Regions from separate parts of the Homo sapiens genome. Here regions 1 and 3 are each linked to region 2. A link is a loop called in an ENCODE intact Hi-C map of the cell type or tissue named here. Cell type or tissue: CD14-positive monocyte. All regions are shown on one strand. Region 1 holds the start of LOC101927949 (a long non-coding RNA gene). Region 2 has its middle 46 kb from the start of CRNN. Region 3 has its middle 23 kb from the start of TCHHL1.

Region 1 (8,000 bases), 410 kb after region 2:
AAACTAAGACACAAAACAGACCTAAGAAAAGCAGGAAAATGGAGTATTAGTTAGCTTTTGGAAAGAAGGAAATCTGGCTGGGCTCAGTGGCTCACACCTGTAATCCCAGCAATTTGGGAGGCTGAGGCAGGAGGATCACTTGAGGCCAAGAATCTGAGACCAGCCTGGGCAACATAGGAAGACCCTGTCTCTATATAAATAAATAAGAAAAGAAGGAAATCCTGCCATTTGCAACAACATGGATACAGCTAGAGAACATTACAAATACTGTGTGATTCCACCTATCTGAAGTATCTAAAATAATCAAACTCACAGAGGCAGAGAATAGAATGACGGTTGCCAGGGGCTGGGAAGAGGAAAAAATGAGGAATTATTTTCAATGTGTATGAAGTCTCTGTTATGCAAGATAAGTAAGTTCTACAGATCTAGGTAAAATATAGTACTTATAGTGAACAATATGGTATTGTACACTTTAAAATACATTAAAAGAACATTTCTCATGTTAAGTGTTCTTACCAAAAATAAAACACAAAAGAAAGCAAGGAAATTTTTGGAGGTGATGGATATGTTCAGTGTGGTTGTGGTGATGGTAATCACGGTGTATGCATATGTCCAAACTCATCAAGATGTACACATTAAATATGTGTGTTTTTAATATGCCAATTATACTTCAATAAAATTTGTTTAAAAGAAAAGCAGGAAAAAGAAGATTTTTTTTAAGTAGAAATTCAAGAACTAGAAAACAAGATATTGTGGCCAAGTCGTTAAGGCAATGGACTAAAACACAGAATAGCCATGGAATCGATGAACAAGCCAAAGAACTCAAGACATTTAATAAACAATTGAAATAATTAACAAAGAGGAAAAGACTAGCTAGTTAGATAGATAAGTAGGTAGATATAGATGATAGATAGACAGATAGATAGATAGATACATAGATACATAGATAGATACATAGATAGATGTCTATATATCTACAGATAGACACATAGATACCAAAAACATTTAGCTATAGGTACAGAAGAATAGACTTGTAAAAATTATTCTTAGAAAGATAGAACAAACACAAGGAAAGAAAAAGTCTGGGGGGAAATGGATGATTTTTTTAGAAAAATTAATTCAAAAGAAGTATAATCATAACCAATTTTAAAAAATTGTCAAATAACTACCCTCTTACCCTTTAAGCAAGACAGTTTCACAGGTGAATGTTTTCAAACATCCACGGAACAAATCATTCCTACACTATTTAAACCACATCAAAGAATACAAATGTCAAGAAAGATTTACAGTTTTTTCCAAAGGTAGCACAGCCCTAACATCAAAATTCCAAAGCTCCCCAAAACTATAGATCAGTCCTACATATAAAGATAGATGAAAACCCCTGAACAAAATACCCAAGAGCAGTTTTTCTTTTCACTTGGATTCCATGAGCAAACACTCCATGCTACCACATATGGTTCATTTCAGAAAACCCCAGTTCTCTAAAAGAAACCCATTCATGCAACTCATTCTGAACTTAGCAGAGGAGAAAGCCTGTGCAATTATCTCTATGGAGACATGGAATTTTAAAAACACGTTATATGTTTTAATTTAAAATTATGAAAGCACCAGGTGTGGCAGCTCACACCTCTAATCCTAACACTTTGCGAGGCCAAAGCAAGCAGATGGCTTGAGCCCAGGAGTTTGAGAACAACCTGGGCAACATGGTGGAAATCTGTCTCTACAAAAAGTACAAAATTTAGCTGGGCATGCTGGCACGAACCTGTGGTTCTAGCTACTCAGGAGGCTGAGGTGGGAAGATTACCTGAGCCTGGGAAGGTCGAGGCTGCAGTGAGCCATGGTCGCACCACTGCACTCTAGCCTGGGCAACAGAGTGAGACCCTGTCTCAAAAATAAATAAATAAAATTATGAAAAGAGAACTCTACCTAAAATCAACAATGGTAAAACATAGCACTAATTTTAAAATTAAGAAATTTCCTTCATTCCACAAATATTTATGCAGCACCTACCATGTGGCAGACAATGGCAGGGCACAGGATACACAATGATGAAAGAAACAGCTTTGCAGCTCACAGACTAGTGAGGATTGCCATTAAGATTATAAACTATAAGAGTTATGCAGGAAAAGAGTGGGCACTATAAAACAGAAAAACAAGGAGAACAAAATTCAGACTGGAAAAGGGGATAAGAGAAAGCCTGTCTGAGGATGTAATATAAGAACAAGGATATGCTCCGTATCCACAGGATTTTTCACTAATGCTGAAAGAACAGAAAAGAAATAAATTAGGTACACAAATTAGAAAGGAAGAGGCAAAATGGTCATTGTTTAAGACACCAGTATTTCTACCTAGGGCATCTAAGAGAATTGACTGAAAAGGTATGAGATCCACAAAGTTTAGTAACAGGTAGTTATAGAACAAACTTCCCTCAGAAAAGTAACTTTCTTATATATCCATAAAAACCTAATAACTAATATCAGGGAAAGATTCTGCTTATCACAATAGTAACAACAACAATATAATATGCCCTTAGGAGTAATTAATGTGAAATGTGCCTCTGATATAAAACTGGTTTGAAGAACATAAAGGAAACCTGATTTATGTTTCCTTGTTCTGTTCACAGAGCCACCTTCTTCTTTGATGGGAGAATTCACCATCATAAGGATATCAGTTATCCCCTTATTGGTCTATACCTTGAACAGGAACTGTATAGAAATGAAGTGTTTGGAACTGTATAAAAATGATTCTAAAATTTATCAGGAAGACTACATAGGCAAGAGTAGTCGGGACAATTTGGGGAAAGGTGTCAATAAAAGGGCTCATCCTATTGTATATTAAAAGTATCCTAAGCTAAAGTCATTAACATACTGTGATACCGGTGGTAATAGGAACGAGAGGAAAAGTCAGTGGAACAATTAAAAGGCCAGAAACATATCCAAGTCCAGCTGTGAGAATTTAGTATTTAATGAAGGAAATATTTCCAAATCTGGAGGCTCACTCTTTGCAGAAGCTTGGCTGGAAAAGAAGCGGGAGACCCCACACAGCTAAACAGAGTCAGGGTAGGGGGAAGGCTGGCGGGCTGGCTTAGGGCTATTTGGTGAGAAGAATGCAATACAGAGCAGAAAGCGGAAGATGCAGGAAACCAAGAGGATCATTGACGAATGAAGAATGAGGAGCTAGGTGGGAGGGCGTGGGGTCCAAGGCCCCGGGGAGGAGCAGGTCCCCTCTGCAGTGGGAGAGGGAGTGCAGATGGCGAAGGTGCGGACAAGGTTGGATAAATGTGCTGCGCAGGGGCAGGGAAGAGCTGGAGGAGTCGGCGCCTAACAGCTGTCTTCCCTGTGGTAGAGCAAACAAGGCCATCTGCCGAGAGACGGAGCAGTGAGGAACATGCTGAATCCTGAGGAGAAAAACACCCGAGTCGCCCTGAGACTTGAAACCACACTGGATGGCAGCTTTATTCCCCCCTCACCCAGCCCTCTCATGCCTCCATCTGAGGACAAGCCCAGCTTCAGACTTTTTAAGTCTCCTCCAAGTTACATGTGTGACAACGGAGTAAAATATATCAACCTGCATTGAACAGAACCCAAGAATAAGAATCTATTCTATGTCCGTCATTGCAATAATCTTCTGTAGAAGCTGAGGGAATGACATTAAACCTCAACTCGTTGAAGGAGTTTCTGGGGGTTTGGGGTTGGTTTAGTTTGGTTTTTGAAACAGGGTCTTGCTCTGTCGCCCAGGCTGGAGAGTAGTGGTGCTCTCTAGGCTCACTGCAGCCTCCACCAGGGCTCAAGGAATTCTCACACCTCAGCCTCCCGAGTAGCTGGGACCACTGTCACCCACCACCACCCCTGGCCAGGAGTTTCTAAAACACAAGATCACTTCAGGTGCGATCTTGTTCTCTCCTGTATTGCAGGAGAGTTGCAAGCATTCGTTCCGTAGATATCGTTACTCTAGCTAATGTATCCTAACTTCTGTCCCTGTCCGTGCTATGCAAACCTTTTCCCAGATGCTCCACGAAATCTGTCTTCACCAGGCCCAGCCAGCTCACCTGCCATGTAAGTAGCCACTCAATTCCTCATTAGTAGCCATCCGGAAAGAACCCGGTGTTGAAGATGTGCGGCCCTCAGAACTTCTTTTTCATGGCTTGTGCGCCACCTGGTGGTGACTGACTGCAATGTCTCATGTAGACCCCGCATTAGGCAACAGGGAGTGGAGAAGAAACCTCACTTCACCGCCCTGGCCTGGACTGATGGTGAGGGGAAAACACAAGGTCTTGGAATTTCTTTATTTTTTTTTTAATTGAGGCAGGATCTCACTGCGTTGGCCAGGCTGGTCTTGAGTTCCTAGGCTCAGGCGATCCTCTTGCCTTGGCCTCCTAAAGTGTTGGGATTACAGACATGAGCCACCACACCTAGCCGCTTCTTGGAATTTCAAATAGACAGGAGATTCTGTCATTCTCATGTTCATCTGTAACTTAGATTTTAAGGCAAAGAATGCTGCACAATCCCCGAACTCAGTTCCTTTGGGGATACAGGGTGGTGTTCCTACTGCATTGTTAGATTGTAAAATTGTAAGAGGCATCATCAATTAAAAAGAAGCAGTTGAGGGCAGGGGGTGACTATTACGTTAAATGAACACTTCAATTTTAAGACACGCCTGGATTTCAGAAATGGTAAAACATATGAATAAATGGGTATTAGAATATGGCTTTCATCTGTGAAATCTGGATAGGAGTGCAGTGTCTGCTACATGTTTATTTCAGCATCAATGATTCTATATTATAGCTAGCTTTGGTGAGCAACTATTTCAAAAATCGCTACCCAGAGGAGTCCTGCCAGCCATCCTGCTGAAAAAAAAAACAGAAAGACCAAGAGAGAAACTGTAAGAATAGGCTGGGCGTGGTGCCTCACACTTGTAATCCCAACACTTTGAGAGGCTGAAGTGGGAGAATCACTTGAGCCCAGGAATTCAAGACCAGCTTGGGCAACATAGTAAGATCTCATCTCTACAAATAATAATAATAATAAATTAGCCAGGCATGGTGGTGCACACCTGTAGTCTCAGCTACTCAGGAAGTGGTGGAATCGCTTGAGTCCAGGAGGTCAAGTTTGCAGTGAGCCATTATCGTGCCGCTGCACTTCAGGCTGAGAAACAAAGCGAGACCCCCATCTCAAAAAAGCTGTAAAAATAATTTGACCTTCCATTAATGGAGTTGTGCAGAGCCGACAGTTGGCAGTTCATTTGCTAGCGACCAAGATTGTAGACTGAGAATGGGCTACCAACTCCAGCCTTTGCTGAGCGGGAACCCACGAGCCAAGAATGAATGCCCCTCCCCACCCCTCCCCTGCCACAGGCACAGGCTCAGGCGTGTGCTTAAGAAAGGAGGAAATGTTACTATAATAACAAACTGTCTCTTCTTACAGAGTAGGACTGCCCAGAAAAATGTCTTGACATGAGTTCAGGGTGGAGGGTGACACCCAGAGGACTCACACAAGCAGTGAAAGATGACTGATAAACTGCTAGTCATGGGAAGAGAGGAATCTGGGTTGCTGGACAGGGGAGGAAAAAAAATAAGGAGGAGTCCACAGGTGGTGGAAGGCTGTGTGAGGTGTGATGTGACCCTGCCCAAGACTCCCAAGTCTTTAACACACACACATACATACATATTTGCATGGTTTTTTTTTGGTGGGAATCTAAGAGAAGAGGCTTAATTACCCATGTCAAGCAGGCAGATAGACCTCACTGGAAGGAGACAGCCGTGAGAATGTGAACCCTGGGGACCCACTGAGATCACCCAGAAGGACTTGGAACTTCTATTGGCATGGATTTAGTGTGGGGATGATTCACATTAATTTATTTACTCTTGAGAGCCAGAGAATCTCTGGATCACACATGGGTGATATATAGCATGGGCTTTTGCAAACTCTCATCCCCCTTTGACTTGACACCTTTAAGCCAAAACTGACCTGCCCATGGATCAAGCACTCAACAGCACTGCTGATACTAATTGACAGATATGGCTGGGACCTTCCTCCCTGCTTTCATCCTATTCCAGTTCCTCCTGTCTGTTGGCCCTCAGTTTGATCTCCTTGTTCCAAACACATTTCTGCCTCTTTGATCTGGTGTGGTATTTTCCCCAGCTCTGACTCCAGTAGTCCCCTATACCAACTGAAGCTCAACCCTCTGATCCATTCTCTAAAGGCCTAGTGTAGCTAAAACCACCTTACCCTGAGGGGGCTCTAACTCCCAAAGCCCCCATGAAGTGGAGCAGGGAGTTGTGACCCTATAAAGTACTATTCTATCAGTCATACCAAAGAGCCTCACCATGGGCTCTGGTGACCACCTCCCTCATAATCCCCTGTTGGTTAGTGAGAATTATTAACATGCAGACTCTTGACCTCCTGAATCAGAGTCTCTGAGTGTGGTGTCCAGGGACCTGAACTGTTAACAAGCTCCCAAGGTGAGACTTGTGCACACTAAAGTTTGACAACCACTACCCTAAACAAGCATGATATTTTTTAATGTTGACACTTGCACAGTGAGGTACGGGATGCTCTTGGTCAATTTAACACTCTGATAAAATAGATTCCAATTACACCATGAAACCATTAAAAATGACAAGACAGAAGAATATTTAATGACATAAAAAGGTATTTATAACAAATAGTTATGTTAAAATAATCAAGTCTTATCCCACTTTAGAGTAAAATCTGAATGTTTATATGCACATAGAATGCAAGTCAGGAAGAACGTAGCTGGAAAATTAACCTGCATAATAAAATTGTCGGTGCTTTATTTTTTTTTTCTATCTACATTTTCTACATTTTTGCAACATGTACACAAGTACATGTGCATATTGTAATGTCCACGGGAGCGAGACTTTGTTTTACCGCTGTTGTTGTTATTGTTTTCCGTTTACTGCAGCACTTTATTTTTCCTTATATTACAACGTGTTGCTGAGGCTTCATGATCTCACATAACAGTAAAAACCAAAATCTGTTCTCATGTTTAGTTGTGCAACAGGAAGAACTGCATCACAGAATATTTTGCAAGAACCTGAATCATCCCATTTGGCTAAAAAGGTATGATATTATTCTTCATCTCTTATAATGTTTATGCACTAAAATTTGCTTGATAACAGTTTATAAGTGGACTAATGCTAAAGACAGGTGTGTGTAACAGGGTGATTAGAAAAAAATAGATAACACAGACATAAAAGCATTCACTGGATCGGCCATTTTAATTAATATTTGTAAATCCACAAATGAAATATTTCGCAATTATGGAACAAAGAAGGTGGTCATCATCTCTTTAACAAAATTATAAGCCATCAAAGTTTTTTAAAGTATTGCATTTGAACAACGCAGATGCAAGAAGAAACAGAAGCAATGCTGAACTAGAACCTATTACAGGTGTATTTGAAATCTGGAGTCAGCTATTTACAAAATGGATATGTGCCAGGTTCATGCATGACAGTTGATGAGCAGTTAACTGCATCAAAATACACACACACACACACACACACACAAAATAAGCAAATATGTGTGTAGCTTCAAATCTAGGAAAATATGGAGTAAAAATTTGGGTTTGCTATATCTAAATTCTTATTATTTCTTTTTTTATTTTCTTTCTTTGGTTTTTTTTTTTTTTTTTTTTTTTTTGAGATGGAGTCTTGCTCTGTCTTCCAGGCTGGAATGCAGTGGCGTGACCTCAGCACACTGCAACCTCCACCTTCTAAGTTCAAGCGATTCTCCTGCCTCTGCCTCCTGAGTAGCTGGGATTACAGACGTGTACCACCATGCCTACCTAATTTTTGTATTTTTAGTAGAGCTGGGATTTCACCATGTTGGCCAGGCTGGTCTTGAACTCCTGACCTCAAGTGATATACCCACTTCAGCATCCCAAATTTCTGGGATTACAGGCGTGAGCCACCACACCCAGCCTATTATTTCTAATACAGTTTTTTTTTTGTTTTTTTTTTTACTATTCTTACTTCTACA
Region 2 (8,000 bases):
TCTGTTCCTCTACACTCTACCTCTGAGTATGAAAATCTCTGTCAGTCAGAGTTGCACTAGAAGAATACCAGAACCAGTACGTGTGTGTGTGTGTGTGTGTGAGAGAGAGAGAGAGAGTGTGTGTGTGTGTGAGAGAGAGAGAGAGAGTGTGTGTGTGTGTGTGTGTGTGTGTGTGTAGGAAAGGGGGTGGAGGAGAGGGAAAGAAAGAGAAAGTGATTGCAAGGAACTGGCTTATAGGATTGTGGATGCTGGATAGGCAAGTCTGAAATCCATAGAGCAATTTCGTTTACTTAAAGTGAACTGATTACAAATATTAATCACATCTTTAAAATACATTTACAACAAAACCTAGATTAGTGTTTGGTTGAATAACATATAACTGATCAACAAATAGAGTTTATTTTAGAAACAGTTTCAAACCTCTTTCAAATTTGAAAGGCAATTAATGATTAATTAACATTAATAAAGTAAAGGAGAAATATAATATGGTCATCACAATAGAAATAGAAAATAATAATAAAAGATATTCAGATTAGAAAAAATAAAACTTATTATTCTCAGATGACATGATTGTGTTCGTGTAAAATCAAAAATAATGTACAAAACAACTAAAATTATAACTAAACTTAACAAGGATGATAGATAAAAGTCAATTTACAATAAATCAATTGTATTTTGATTTATTAGCAACCATCAAATAAGAAATAAAAATTTTAAGATATCATTTATTATAGCACCCACAAACATCAAACAAACAGAAATAAATCTGTTAGAAAATGTGCAACTTCTCTAGGCTGAAAACTATAAAATAGTACTGAGAGAAATGAAAGAAGTCCTAAATAAATGAAAAAATATTCAATATTTATGAGTTAGAAATTTGATATTGTAACATGTCAATTATCTTCACTTTTTTGTATAGAGTTAAAGAAATTCTCATCCCAGCAGGGTTTTTTAAATAAAATTGACAGGCAAATTCTAAAACGTGTATGAAAATGCAAAGAATTGGTCGGGCGTGTTGGCTCTGCCAGCACTTTGGTGGATCACCCGAGGTCAGGTGTTCGAGACCGGCCAGCCTGACCAACATGGTGAAACCCCTTCTCTACTAAAAATACAAAATTAGGGCCGGGCGCGATGGCTCGCGCCTTTAATCCCAGCGCTTTGGGAGGTCGAGGCGGGCGGTCACGAGGTCAGGAGTTCGAGACCAGCCTGACCAACATGGTGAAACCCTGTCTCTACTAAAAATACAAAATTAGGGCCGGGCGTGATGGAGCGCGCCTGTAATGCCAGCTAATCAGGAGGCTGAGGCAGGAGAATCGCTTGAACCCGAGAGGCAGAAGTAGCAGTGAGCGGAGATCGCGCCACTGCACTCCAGCGTGGGCGACAGAGTGGGACTCCGCCTAAAAAAAATTAATAAATATATACAAAATTAGCCAGGCGTGGTGGCGCATGCCTGTAATCCCAGCTACTTGGTAAACTGAGGCAGGAGAATCGCTTGAACCTGGCAGGCGGAGGTTGCAGTGAGCCAAGATCGCGCCATTGAACTCCAGCCTGGGCAACAAGAGTGAAACTCAAAAAAAAAAAAAAAAAAAAAGGAAGGAAGGAAGGAGCAAAGAGAATAGCCCAGCCAGCCAATATTTTAAAAAGGGATAAATTTGCGAGATTTATACCGCCCGATATCAAAATTTGTTATAACATTGCAGTAACTACGACTGCGGTATTAGTTTGAAAGTAGAACAATAGAACAAAATAAGAAGTCAAAAACGTTCCCATACATATACGGCCAACTAAGTTATGACAAAACTCCACTGCAATGTAGTAGGGGAAAAAAAAATGGTAGGAAATGATTCTGGGTCATTTGAATATCCATGTGGGGAAATAAATGAACCTTGACCCCTACCTCAATCCATACAAAAATATTTGTAAGAAATGGATCATAGACCTAAATGTGAGGGTTAAAATAATCCAGCTTCTAAATTAAAACAGAAGAAAATATACTGGGTAGACAAAGATTTCCTAAACAGGACATAAAAAGTACTATTTTATAAAAGAAAAATTATTTTATATTTTATAAAAGAAAAAACTGATAAATTGAAATCCTTAAAATTAAAAACTTTTAGTTCTTGAAAGACATTGAAAAGAGAGCGTGTAGGGAAGCAATAGGAAGATTTTGTGTCATATCTATCTGTATCTATGGCTACAGTTGTGTAACTTCTTTTATTTTTAATTCGCTGATTCCCCACGAGAGGGCGCCTTTCCACAAGTCCTTATTTAGCACAGCACTGATGGCCATAGACAATGCTCGAGCCTGGCTTTCTAGCACATCTCCATTTCCCAACACAGAGGCTAAGCCCTTTGTGGGAGGCACACATGTAGTCAGACAATCCTGGTAATATGTGATACGTTTGGGGAAAAATTTTTTTTAACAGTGACTTAAGACCTGGTAAGGTATCTGTGTGGCCAGATTAAAGGATAAGAGTGAGTTAGTAAAACCTAAAATGAACTGGGCGTGGTGGCTCACGCCTGTAATCCCAGCACTTTGGGAGGCCGAGACGGGCGGATTACGAGGTCAGGAGATTGAGACCATCCTGGCTAACACGGTGAAACCCCGTCTCTACTAAAAATACAAAAATATTAGCCGGGCGTAGTGGCGGGAGCCTGTAGTCCCAGCTACTTGGGAGGCTGAGGCAGGAGAATGGCGTGAACCTGGGAGGCGGAGCTTGCAGTGAGCCGAGATAGCGCCACTGCACTCCAGCCTGGGCGACAGAGCGAGACTCCGTCTCAAAAAATAATAATAATAATAAATAAAATAAACCTAAAATACAGGCAGTTCGTCTCTTTTTAGAAGTCAAAACCTTAACATCTGGGAGTGTCCGTATGAATTTTGGCCCCTAAAAATCTTAAAAAGGGATGTTTTTGAGTTGCCAGCATCAATACTTAGTATAAAAAGTTTATAAGTGCAATAACTCTTTGGAACTCTATCACCAAAGGAGGACATTCTTCTTCTATTTAGATGTCACACATCTCCACAAACCGAAATGCAGTCTGTTTCCTATTTATTGTTATATGTTGCCTGCATTCTTTCTTTCAACAGTTATTGAACACCTTGCTGTGTCCTAGGACCTGTGCACATCTTCTGGGATCTGCCATAATTTAATGCTAATTCTCTGTCCCCCTCTGGGAGAAGACAAACACATTAGCCACATGGTGATTAGATGTAGTTCAAGGTGTCTTAGGGTCTCTGAGGACTGGGGAGTTTGGAGAGTGTAAGGGATGGATCTTGGAAGTAGGTGATTTTTGAAGTAGGTGATGTTGGGGGACATCTTGGATGTACAGATTGTTTTTCGTAAGGTATACCAGCACAAGCAAAGGCAAAGGGACATTTGCATGATGCTACCATGAGGTATTATATACATAAAGTGTTTCGGGAAGACTGAAATAATTAATTTGCTAGAGTCACGTATAGAAAGGCTTCATTTGCCATTTCCAAGTAAAGAAGAATGAAGATTGACTGGGTGAAAAGGCGGTTTATGCACACAACCAGCAGGTGGCGCCCACCCTTCTGCACATCTAGCAGCCTGGTTAGTCCCTCCCAAATTACAGCAACCAGGAAGGAGTCAAATGCTGATGTCCACCTGGGCCAACCCTCACCCCCACACACATCCCACACCTTATACTCTGAGCTACTCTGAACCCACTACCTACAGAAACTAGAACAGATAGGAAACAGCATGGTTAAAAATGTTCCACACTTGCTTTCACTTTCAAGAAGAATGTCACTTCTGTGCTTTTACTTTCAGATAATTTAAAAACCAAAAGTCTACTTAATGCCAAAAAAAAAAAGAGAAGTAAAAATAGTAATTGATTTCAGAGTGGTGAGGACGCTGGACCTAAAACCAGGGGTACAAGGAAGCAGCCTCGGTGTGGTGGGGATCAGTGAGAGCCTGTGACTCCTGGGGCCCTCCTCGGCCACTGAGCTGGGGCTCACTGACACCAGGAGGCCAGCTCAGAGCATGGCAGCTGCTGCAGGCAGGGCCACTCGGCCGAATGAAGGCAATGGGGTGCAGAGGAGAGAACGGGGCTCTGGAGCCAGAACATCTGCTTTGCTGGCTCTGTGGCCATGTGTGAGTTACCCACTCTCACCAAACCACTATTTCTCAACTTCTAAATTGGTCCATAACACACTCCCAGAGGAGTTGACATGATCAGCATGTTTAAGTGCCTAGTGGTGCCCAGCATATAATATATACTCAGTCAGTAGAGGTAGCTCAACCCCATTACTCTCCTCTCTCACTCCCTTCCAGCCACACTGGCCTCTTTGCTGTATCTTGTGTAGATCAGGAATGATTTCACCTTAGGACATTTGCATTGGCTTTTCCCTCTACCTGGAATCTTCTTACCCAAGATATCTGCTTGGCTCCCTCCCTATATTTCTTTCAAAAGTAAGCTTCTTAATAAAGCAGAGCTGACCAGTCCATTTAAATTACAACTTACCCTTTATCCTTGCCACTTGCACTCTCATTCCTTATTCAGCTCTATTTCTATAGTGGTTACCGCCTTCTAACATGTTGTATAATTTACATATTTATTAGGGTTATTGTTTACTGCCTACTACTCCCACCCACATATCCCAGCTTTTATCTATTCTGTTTACTGCTGTATCTCTAGAGTCAATAACACTGACTGGACATCGTAGACACTCAACAAATACTTATCAGTTTTATGAATGAATGGATGCATGGATAGATGCTCTTCCATCTTCAAAAATCAAATATCATCTGTCAAACAGAGAGAGCAGGTGTTAAGGTCAAAGGCGATCCCTTATGTGAAAGGGCAGGTGGAGGAGGAAGCACTGCACCATGGAAAACTGTGTTCCAGGTGGTTGCCAAGAATACTCAGAAGTTAGAGATGAAGGGCTGCCCCAGACACAGCCTTGGGGCCCAAGATTCATACTGCTGTTAGAGGGGCACAAACTTGCTGGGTTTTGACTCTGGGAGGAAAACCACGTGTGGGGTCTTAAGCGGGGCCCTGTGTCTTTGGGGATTCACATTTGTTGCACCCAACTATACTCTGGAGCTTCAGAAATCAATGGAAGTTGCTCTGGATTCAAAAATCAATAGAAGTTGCTCCCTTCCCTGGAGATGCCCACGGTCAACCTTTGTCTTTTGGAGTCAGGCTAACCTGAAGTTGAATCCCAGCTCTACCACCATTGAGTTATGACCTTGGACAAATCACGTAAATTATCTGAGTTTACACTTCTATACATGGCAATATTAGTGGCCACTTTTCAGCAGACTGCCTACACACAGTGTGAATTTGAGAAATACTAGTTCCCTTACCGTTCCGTCTTCCATCTCTGAAACTTCGCTGGAGCTCCATCTTCTTGAGACATGGCGATGCATTTCAGGAGTTTCCCTGAAGAGGGAGCCAGAGCACCACGGAAATCCTAATTGTTGGCTGACAGCAGTCAGCGCAGGGAAGCTTATGGGCACAGCCAGTCAGCAAGTCTTTTGGGTCCAGACCTCGGCTTCCTCTCTCTCAATGCCTTCTATCAAAACCCCCCCACCTTGTGCCAAGTGCTGCTCACAGTCTGCCAAGCAGCTCCCCTATCTCAGGCTCTACCTAGTCAAAATGATCTTTCAATCAAAATTCCAATTTTCTTTTCAGTCACTTTATATAGCTGTTGTCATAGTAAGTGACAACTTGGTTTAATAAAGCCAGTTGTGCCAGGATGTTGCTAGGTAATATTTGCTACTTCTAGGTAACGTGTATATTTTAACAGGTGCCTTCTGATGATACATATGGGGACAGGTAGGCATTCCAAATGCTGAGATCCAGTGCCACTCACCTTTAGACCACCCTGCATTCCATGGGCTATACTTAATATTTGGTGCTTACCCACAGTAAGCTTACATTAGGTTGAACACATAAAATTGTTCATAATCCACCATTTTACCTACAAAACAACAATTTCATATGGTCCAAAATAATATTTCACTTCTTCACCCCCACTCAATTTCAGTGTAGACTCCAGGTCTTTTTTTTTACTTTCCCCATCACATTTTTGCCCTCAAGCACTGTTTTCACTCTTGTTATATTCCCCCCCTCCAGCCCTACCTCAGTTTCCAGTTCCTACACCTTGCCTAGGCCACACCTCACCCTTGCAGGGCATCTCCCTGCTGAGGCAGCTGCTGTGATGGGATTGGTCCCACCTGCCATCTCCAAAATGAGCACAACAGGGCTTTGTCCAGCCAAGAACATAGGGCTCCAGCTCCTCCCATACCACAATATCCCATGAGCACTCTCTCAGTCTCCCAGCAAACTTCTCTGCCCTCGCAGACTCTGGAGTGCCAGTCCCATCGAGTAACTATCTGAAACCCTTTGAGTCTAATTGTCTTCAGATGTGAAATGTAAAAGGACAATGCACACCACATAAGGTTGACATAAGGAATGACTGGCGTAATGGTTGTAAAAAGCCTAGCACTGTGCCTGGCAGATGGCAGTCATTCTGCAAGGTACAGTTGCCCTCTCAGAACCTAGGCATGGTGTACAAGACCAAAGCCCCCAAAGCAACTCATTGTCCTGTCCACCTCTTCCTAAAATGCCATGTTATTGTTGCACCCCCATAGGCACCATTTTGTCAAGTGTGGTCTGGTCCTATTCTCCAAGCACTCTGTATCACACACTCCTGTGATTGCCACAGCATGGGGCAGGGCTGGCCTGGTAACTCCCTAAGGGACTAAGTCCTGCCTCACCAACAGTCTTCTATTCTGTCCTGGGCCCCTGAGATTCTGCCCTTCCACACAACAAGAGTAGTGACTGTGATACCAGAACCACATGACATGTTAAATAAAGAGGCTCTGTAAAGAGGAGCAGAGAGATGTGTGCCCCGGAGGGGAGGGAGGTGGTCAGGCTGGGGGTGAAGAGTGGTGGGACTTGGCCCTAGGAACTCCTGCCCTTTTGTCCTCCTTCCTGCCATACCCTCTCCTGTGTGTTCTTAGCATCTCACCCCCACTCCTCATCTCTCCAGTTCTAAAACAGTCTGTCAAGGCTTCTGGAAGTGGAGAGAGACCCAGGCTGGTTATGGAGGGATTATAAGGAACTGCTAAACACAAAAGACAATGGTCAGCCTCACCCAGACAAAGGCAAATGCCTGTCTTAGTGGGGAGATTGCATGTTCATCCAATTTGAAATTTTAAACAGATGTATAACTCTAAATACTTTAGAATTACAATGTTAGGTTGTGATTTTGAAAAATACCAGAAAAAATGGTATTATGCTAGCAAAAATATAAAGTGGAAATTTCCTCTTCCAATGGGAATGGAGTTACAGGGATGGATTTATCCTGTAACCTGAAACAACTACATAATCTGACAAGCTATAGTTGGCCTTCCTTATACTTGACTTCTACATCCATGGATTCAACCAACCATGGATCAAAAACATTTGAAAAAATACAATAAAAATACAATTTAAAAATACAGTATAACAACCATTTACATAGCATTTACATTATATTAGGTATTATAAGTAATCTAGAGATGTTTTCATGTCTACAGGAGGATGTGCATAGGTTATATGCAAATATCTTGCCATTTTACGTGAGGGATTTGAGCATCTCCAGATTTTGGCATCTTCAAGGGTCTTGGAACAAATCCCTCGTGAATACCAAGGAATGGCTATATAAAAAGAACAATAGTTTTCAAGACCATGAACCTGAAGCAATGCAGGACCATGATGTTTGCAAGATGAAACAAAATGAGCTGAACCCTAGGACTGTCCTGGCCTCCTCCCGGCAAAGGGTTTCCAGGCTGTGACTCAGGGAGCGGAAACTGGCAGAGTCCAGTGGACTCTCAGGATTGAATAAATGGAACTGGATCCTAAAAGACCAAGGCAGCTAGAGTTTTCAAGACAGACTACTAGCCTAGCTGTGGGGAAAAGAAAGAGAGATCAGACTGTTACTGTGTCTATGTAGAAAGAAGTAGACATAAGAGACTCCATTT
Region 3 (8,000 bases), 390 kb after region 2:
AAAAAAAAAGAGCTACCATGCTCCTCAGGAAATACATTTGCCTGTATTCACTTATCTGATTTTATAGCTCTTCAAACTCTTTGTCATATCCACAGGCTATTAAAGATTTCTCCAGTACTGCTCACCTCATAGCCATTAACAAGATGATAGAACCGGCTATCTCTAAGAGAATCCTACAGAATGTCTGCAGTAAACGTGGGTGGAGGGGGAGCTGTGGGAGGGAGAGCATCAGGAAGAGTAGCCAATGGGTGCTGGGCTTAATATCTCGGTGATGGGTTGATCTGTGCAGCCAACCACCATGGCACACGTTTACCTATGTAACAAACCTGCACATCCTGCACATGTACCCCAGAACTTAAAATAAAAATTGATAAATTTTTAAAAGGTGAGTGGGAATTATTTTTAGTATCATAAAGGATTATGTTAGAGTACATCCACCCATACATAATTTCTTCAGAAACAAAGAAACTATTTATAAGCTGGTGAAATTGAAAATGGTTTTTAACTTTCAAGCAGTGACGTTTCAACAGACCGCCAACTCTGCAGCCCACAGATCCTCTCCTGTGTCCAACATTTTGCTGCTATCACCATCAAATACGAAAAGTTGTTGTCTCTCACACAGGGCAAACAACTTATGCTTTGACAGCAGATAGACACAGGGAGATGGGTCGTGAGGCACAGAACCACCCGCCGAAGGAATAGGCCAGGTGGGGATTAAGACAGACTCATGTTTGTGTTTTACATCACAGTATAGCAAGCATCTAATGCAACTGGGCACTTCAGCCTCAACATATCCAAATAAAATGTGCAATTACAGACAGTGAAAGAGATCTTGTTCATGACTAAAATGGCTCAGGTTAAGAACTCATTTTACTTGCAGGAGATGAGGCCACTATTGGTTCACAAGGTTTTTCTTGAGAGTACTTCAGCACACTGTCAAGACATCCTGGTGGCACTATGGCCCCACAGGGATGTGAGAAGTAGCTGTCCCTCAGGAGCCAGGCTGCAGACACAGAACAAATGCAAAATAGGGGTGGCATTCAAGGAAATGCTGAGTTTAAAAGCCCCGCTTAGAGGAGAAACAGGTGGAATGGGGTTTGGTTGGCAATGATTCAGTCCATTATACACCAAGGGTGTTGTCTGCAAAAGATGTCAGGTTAAAGGGTGTAATTAAAACCCCTATATAAGCACCAGGATCCCCAAGCCCATTATTCCATGAGCTCTCAGGCCTGAGTCCTCCATTTCTCTTGGCAATTTAAGTAAGTTCTTTAAAAAAATTATATTTCTGTTTTTGTAAATGTTTTCCTTCCTTAGTATTCTTACATAGACAATTAGACTGCGCAGATATAGCTTTGGCTTTCTGGAAAATTCTATGAAAGTTCTAACACTGACAAGTTGTAATTAGAATGACAGGAGCAATACCCTAGTGGACTTTGCCCATGTTTTAAAAGTACTGCTCTATAATCTTCAAGAATGGCATCATCTAAGAAGAGCTCCTGTCTTAGTCCCCAGCCACCGCTACGTGTAAATTATCAGACTGTACTGAGATAACTGCATCTCCTCCTCCAAGCTTTGAATTCCTTGAGGAAAGGAGCTATTTCTTATTCATCTCCCATTCCCAGAACACAACACAGCATTGGCACAAAGGAAATTAAGAAATGCTTGCTAAGTCAGTTAATTCATTATTATTGCCATTGCAAAACTTTCTAGCTGCAAAGGATCTCAGAGGTCAGGTGGCCAGTAGTTCTTGCGGCTGCAAAGGAATCAGTGGGGAGCTTTTTAAATGCAGAGTCTAGGACTCTACCCCAGAGCTATTGAGCCACTCTCTCTGGAGGTGGGGCCTGGAGTCTTTATTTCTTTAAAGCTCCTCCTGGTGACTCTATAGTACAGCAAAGTTTGGGAACCACAGACCTATTCCAACATATCACTCAAATCAGGGTTCACTCATTTGTTTCTGCACCCATTCATCAGGCATTTATTGAACTTCTACTATATTTGAGGCACTAGGATAAATAAAAAATAGATAAGACATGGTCCTGGCCCTCAAAGAAAAATCTCTAAAGGAGTCAGATAAACAATCAAATAAGCCGGATCTTTACACTGTAATTTACCTCCAAGAGATGAAGAAAGAAGGGATGATAGAGATTCAGAAAAATTAAACAAGTTGGGTATTCCTTGGTGCATTCCAGGTGCACTCCAGTTGGCAAAACAAGATGCTTCCCTATCTTCTGAGGAGCAGCATCAGTATCATCGACATTTTCCACAAGCACGCAGAGTGATGGAGACTGGCAGAGGCTGAACAAGACAAAACTCAAGACACTTCTCAGACAAGAGTTTGGAATGGCCTTGGAGGTAAGAAGGACAGGGGCTCACTCCTTGCACATTTACTGTGTTACTTGGAACTGTCTTCTTGGCTCCAGTGACACTACCCTCTCCTAGGTTTCCTCTTATGTCTCCAGCTGTTTCCTCTCAGAGTCATTTCAAGTTCCTCTTCCTCTGCTCATCACTTAAGGGTTGATATGCTCTGGAATTCTCTTCTCACTTTATGCATGTCTCCTGGGGATTTCATAGACTCTGCTTGCCTCAACCACTGTATGCTGAAACCACTCTCTGTATGCTGAAACTTTCAGTCAACTTATCAACCAGATCACTTTCCTGAGCTTCAGACCCATGGAGCATCTCCATCAGATATGGCACAAGCATTTCAAATTCAACCTGTACAAACCTCATCTTCCTTTTACATCCTATATTCAAACAAATACAGCAGCACTAGCCATTCATTTGTCCAAGTCAATAACTTGGGTGCTAGCCTTGACACCTCCATCTATTTTACTTCTCACATCTAATCTCATCACCAAGCCCTCCTGATTCTGACTTCTAAATAAATATCTCTCAGACCTGGCCACTTCTCTCCTCAACCACTGCCCCTGAAGTGTTCTAGGCCACCAGTATCTCTGACTTGAATTGTTGCAATAACCTCCTAATTGGTCTCTTCCCCTCTATTCTTGTCCCTCCCTATCAATACTATCCACCATCTATTACCTACATGCAGCCAAAGTGACCCTATTTAGCTATTTGTCATATAGGCTCCCATTTCACCCCTGTGGCACTTATTACAGTGTGTTATAATTACCTGTTTACTTGTCTATGAAGGCAGAGACCATGTCCTTTTGTGCTTTTATTTGTTTCTCTAGCCTGGGATCATTCCTGTCATATATCTATTAATTCATTTATGCAACTGATATTTACTTAGCATCACATATGTTCCAGGTAACTTTGTAGGCTCTGGGAAGAGTAGCCAGCAAAATAGACATGGTTCCTGCCTTCAAAAAACTTATAGACAATAAACCAAGTAAACATAACAATATATAGTTAAAAACAATATGGCCAGGCATGGTGGCTCATGCCTGTAATCCTAGCACTTTGGGAGGCCAAAGCGGGTGGATCACTTGAGGTCAGGATTTGGAGACCAGCCTGGCCAACATGGTGAAACCCCATCTCTACTAAAAATACAAAAATCTTAGCGAGGCATGGTGGTGGACGCCTGTAGTCCCAGCTACTCGGGAGGCTGAGGCAGGAGAATGGCATGAACCCAGGAGGCGGAGCTTGCAGTGAGCCGAGATCATGCCACTGCACTCCAGCCTGGGTGACAGAGCGAGACTCCATCTCAAAAAAAAAAAAAAAAAAAACCAGCCAGGAGTGGTGACACGTACCTATAGTCCCAGTTACTCTGGAGGCCAACGTAGGAGAATCACTTGAACCCGGGAGATGGAGGTTGCAGTGAGCAAGATCACGTCACTGCATTGCAGCCTGGGCAACAGAGCGAGACTCCATCTGAAAAAAATAAAAACAAAAAAAACAAACAAAACCAATAATAAGAGTTATGTTCTGCTAGGAAGTCAGAGGAGATTCTTTAAGGAAATTACATTTAAGTCAAGACTTGAAGGACGTGTAGGAGTTGACTAGATGAAGAATAGGAAGTGTTCCAGGAAAAAAAAAAAAAGGAGTACTAATAAAGTCCTTGAGTAAGGAAATAGCTTTTGTGCTCAAGGAACTGGAAGTTCGGTGTGGCTGGGCAGAAAGAATGGCAGGAGATGAAAGTGGAGAGCCAGGCAGGGACTAAATCATGCGGAGCTTTTTCAACCATGTTAAGTAATTTATATATGTAATAGGAAGGCATTAAAGAGTTCTGAGCAGAGGAATAATTAAATCTAAATCACAAATTTTTAAATTCACTTGGTGTTTGGATGGGCAAATTTTTAAATTCACTTGCTGTTTGGATGGGCAAAAGAAGAAGCAAAGAAACCACTTAGAACACTACACACTACTGCAGAGCCAGGCATGGTGGCTTGCACCTGTAATTCCAGCTACTTGGGAAGTTGGGGCAGAAGGATCGCTTGAGCCCAGGAGTTTGAGGCTATAGTGAGCTATGATCATGCCACTGCACTCCAGTCTGGGTGACAGAGTAAGACCCTGACTCAAAAAAAAAAAAAAAAAAAGGGCTACTGCAACAGTATTGGCAAAAGATGATGGTAGCTTGGATTGAGGAAGTCCAAACAATGGAGAAGGAAAGAAGTGGATGGATTGACAGTACATTTTGGAGATAGAAACAAAAGGCTTTATTATGGACTGGACTGTAGGGGTAAATGAGAGGAAAGAATCAAATACAGCTACCATGCTTCTGGCTTGAGAAACTGGAAGGACGGTGGTGCCATTTACTGAGATGGAGTGGACTTGATGAGAAATAGACATAAGAAGAAAATCAAGAGTTGGACATGTTGAATTTCTTCTACCTGTGATATATCACAGAAAAGATGTCACCAAAGCAGTTAGACATACATGTCTGGAACTCAGAAGAGAGATCTGGCTTGCACAAAGACAAAAATCTGATTATCATCAGCTAATTGATGGTATGAAGCTACGGGAATAGATGAGAATGTAAAAACATAGGATAGGAAGAGTGTCCTATACTAAATCCTGAGTAACTCCAACATTTAGAGGCTAAGTAGAAAAGGTGAAACGAGGATAGAAAATGAAAACATGGGGCCAAAGATATAGAATGAAAACCAGGAGAGTGGGATGTCATGAAATACAAGATAAGAAAATGTTTCGAAAGGAAGGATTAGTCAGTTGTGTCAACTGAGGTCCAGTAAAGAAAAGATTGTGTCCACTGTATTTGGTACCAAGGAAACCACTTGGTGTGGTGGTGAATATGGATGCCAAAATGACACATATTAAGGGAGAATGAAGAGTAAGGAAGCGGAGACATTTACAGATAACTCTTTCAAGAAGCTTGGCAATAAATGGTGAGAAGAGATATTGGCTGGTAGAAAGAAAGAGATGTGAGATGTGAGAATGTGGTGCACAGGACTTTTTTTTTTTTTTTTTTTTTGAGATGGAGTCTTGCTCTGTCACCCAGGCTGGAGTGTAGTGGCATGATCTCCGTTCACTGCAACTTCTGCCTCCCGGGTTCAAGAGATTCTCCTGCATCAGCCTGCTGAGTAGCTGGGATTACAGGCACCTGCCACCACGCCTGGCTAATTTTTTAATTTTTAGGAGATATGAGGTTTCACCATGTTGGCCAGGCTGGTCTTGAACTCCTGACCTCAGGTGATCCACCTGCCTCCACAGCCTCCCAAAGTGCTAGGATTACAGGCATGAACCACTGTGCCCAGACCACAGGAAATTTTTTAAAGTATGATAGCTAATAAAGCATACTGTTTCTCTGTCTGGAATGATCCAGTAGAGACTAAAGCATCAAAAAGTCAAGAGAAAGAGAAATTATCAGAAGTAACTCAGTCTTTTATAAAGTAAAGGGCATGAACTCGAGGGCACAAACAGATGGATTTGCTTTGGATAGAAAGAGAAAAACTTCCTCTACTGTCTCAGGAAAGAGTACACATTAAAGAAAGTTTGTTCCTTTGCTTGGATAAATGAGAGAGTTCCAGTTTGGTGACTTGGATTTCATTATAAAGCAGAGTCATCATTGAGAGTTGGGGGAAAACAGGGTGTGTTAGTGGTTAATAAATATGTAATAAAATAATGCTATATTTTATTAATACTAGGAATATACATTTCAGTTACTGTGATCTCAAAATATAAAAATATACATAATACTGCCATAGAAAATAATATGCAGTGAAATAGCTATAAATAGAACTAGAAAACAGACCTCTTAAATGTCCCCTAAGGAATTTTCTTGGTAACAAAACATAAGAGAAGGAAAAAAATAACAAATGATTAATAAACTACTTTCTTGATTTTTTTCTCATAGAAAACAACTAATTCTGAGACAATAGAAAAATCCTCCAACAGCTGGATCAAGATGGTCACAAAACAGTTGATTTCAGTGAATTCATTTTGCTGGTGCTTACAGTGACAAAAGCCTATCATGCATGCATAAAAGCTCTTCTCTGTCCTGAATTAAAGGAAATGGAGAGAAGATCCGAAATGCAAGGACGACAAGCAAAAGGACTCAAAGGCAGGCAACCAGACAAAGAAAAAACGTCAGCAGACAGATCAGAGCCGAGAGTCCCAGGATATTTGGAGACATAAAGTGAGAGACCAAATCCCAACACCCAGTGATGATGAGAGTCATGGAGTTAAAGCTCATAACCAAGAATCACAGCATATTAGAAGACACCAAGTGAGAGACTTGAGCCCTGAACCACAAAATATTGGAAGACACCAGGTGACAGGCCAAGCCCAAATACCAAGCAATGATGGGGGGGCCAAGGGAGAAACCTGAGCCTAAGATACCAGGATGCTGGGAGACACCAAATGAGAGACCAGATGCCAACATCAAGGCATGACAGAAGGCATCAAATGAGAGACTAGAACCCAGCATCCCAGGACGTTCAAAGACACCACATAAGAAACCAGATCCCAACCCTAAGGGATAATGCGACTCATGGAATGAGAAATCAGACCTTAGAATCTCAGAATGTTGGAAGACACCAAGTCAGAGAGAAGATTACAGCACTGGGACCTGAGGGAAGTCATCGAGTAAGAGACCATAGGCAAGAGTTGCAGGATGTTCCACAATGTAAGGCAAAACACCTGGGCCCTGAAACCCAGGATAGTGAAAGGCTCCAAAGGAGAGACTTGGTCCCGATACTAAGGCATGACAGAAGGCATCAAGTGAGAGACCAGAGTGTAGAACCCCAGAATGCTGACAGACTTCAAATAAGAGACATAAGCCCTAAACCTCAGGATTTGGGGCAACACCAAGTGAGAGACCTAAATTCTAAGATCTGTGATGTGAGAAGAAATCAAGTAAAAAACCAGGTCCCACCACTACGGAATGATGGCAGTCTTCAAGTGAGAGATCAGAGGCAAGATTCCCAGGATGTACAGAGACACCAAGTGAGAAACCAAATCCCAAAGCAAATAGTGATGGGCAATGACAAGTGAGGGACCAAAGCCTAGAATCCCAGGACTCTGTAAGATACCAAGAGAGAGGTCATTTGTCAACACAAAGTGATTACAGAAGTGTTCAAGTGAGAGACAGGAGGCTAGAACTCCAAGGTTATCTAAGACAATCTGGTAGAGAGCAGATCTTAGAACCAAGAGTTGATGAGCATCACCAAGTAAGAATCCAGAACCCAACACCAAGGGATACTGGGAGGCATCAAGTGAGAGAAGACAAGATTCTTGTATCTCAGGATGTTGGCAGCAAACAAGTGAGAAACCAGGATCCAGCTCCAAGCAATTATGGAAAACATCCAGTACAAGACCACAGGCCAGAACCACAAGATCAGTCAGGTCAACAAGAGTGAGAGACAACAGATGAGTGCTCAGACCTCAGCACCAATGGATGAAGAGAGACATCTAGTGAGAGAACTGAGCTCATATACTCAAAATAGTGGAAGACAGCAAATTAGAGAGCAGAGACTATCTCCAAGAGAAGATGAAAGACTGGGAGTCAGTGATCAGACACCAATGCTACAGGAAAATGGGAAACACAAGATAAAGATTCAGTCCCTAGGGACAAAGAATAA

Evidence for each region. Hi-C counts contacts between places; a loop is a spot of excess contacts. Peaks named below come from ENCODE experiments on the same cell type or tissue, not always from the same donor. Only the 100,000 strongest peaks of a DNase experiment are listed, where the experiment ranks them.
Region 1: a loop joins it to region 2, with 6 times the contacts of the local background. A loop is called at or near these places in 90 of 110 quality-filtered maps.
Region 3: it touches region 2 in a loop (4-fold over the local background); 90 of 110 quality-filtered maps call a loop at or near these places.

The regions. Positions count from the first base shown.
Region 1 is chr1:152,048,898-152,056,897 of GRCh38, reverse strand. LOC101927949 (a long non-coding RNA gene) reads left to right here and starts at 7,011. Exons shown (of 4, transcript XR_922147.2): 1 at 7,011-7,082. RefSeq lists enhancers at 4,198-4,247, 3,800-4,356, 6,737-7,298. In CD14-positive monocyte, CTCF peaks have their summits at 3,961 and 4,165 (motif pointing left); DNase peaks (open chromatin) are centred at 4,147, 5,457 and 7,017; H3K4me3 peaks cover 2,552 bases; H3K27ac peaks cover 3,770 bases; H3K27me3 peaks cover 3,619 bases.
Region 2 is chr1:152,456,008-152,464,007 of GRCh38, reverse strand. No RefSeq gene overlaps it. Among named protein-coding and RNA genes, the nearest start is that of CRNN, 46 kb to the right of the region's middle. RefSeq lists enhancers at 3,443-3,502, 5,421-5,490. In CD14-positive monocyte, CTCF peaks have their summits at 2,252 (motif pointing right), 3,567 (motif pointing right), 5,208, 5,408 (motif pointing right) and 2 weaker places; DNase peaks (open chromatin) are centred at 2,267, 3,567 and 5,437; H3K4me3 peaks cover 1,070 bases; H3K27ac peaks cover 879 bases.
Region 3 is chr1:152,061,938-152,069,937 of GRCh38, reverse strand. No RefSeq gene overlaps it. Among named protein-coding and RNA genes, the nearest start is that of TCHHL1, 23 kb to the left of the region's middle. In CD14-positive monocyte, no CTCF peak of the experiment used is centred here; no DNase peak of the experiment used is centred here.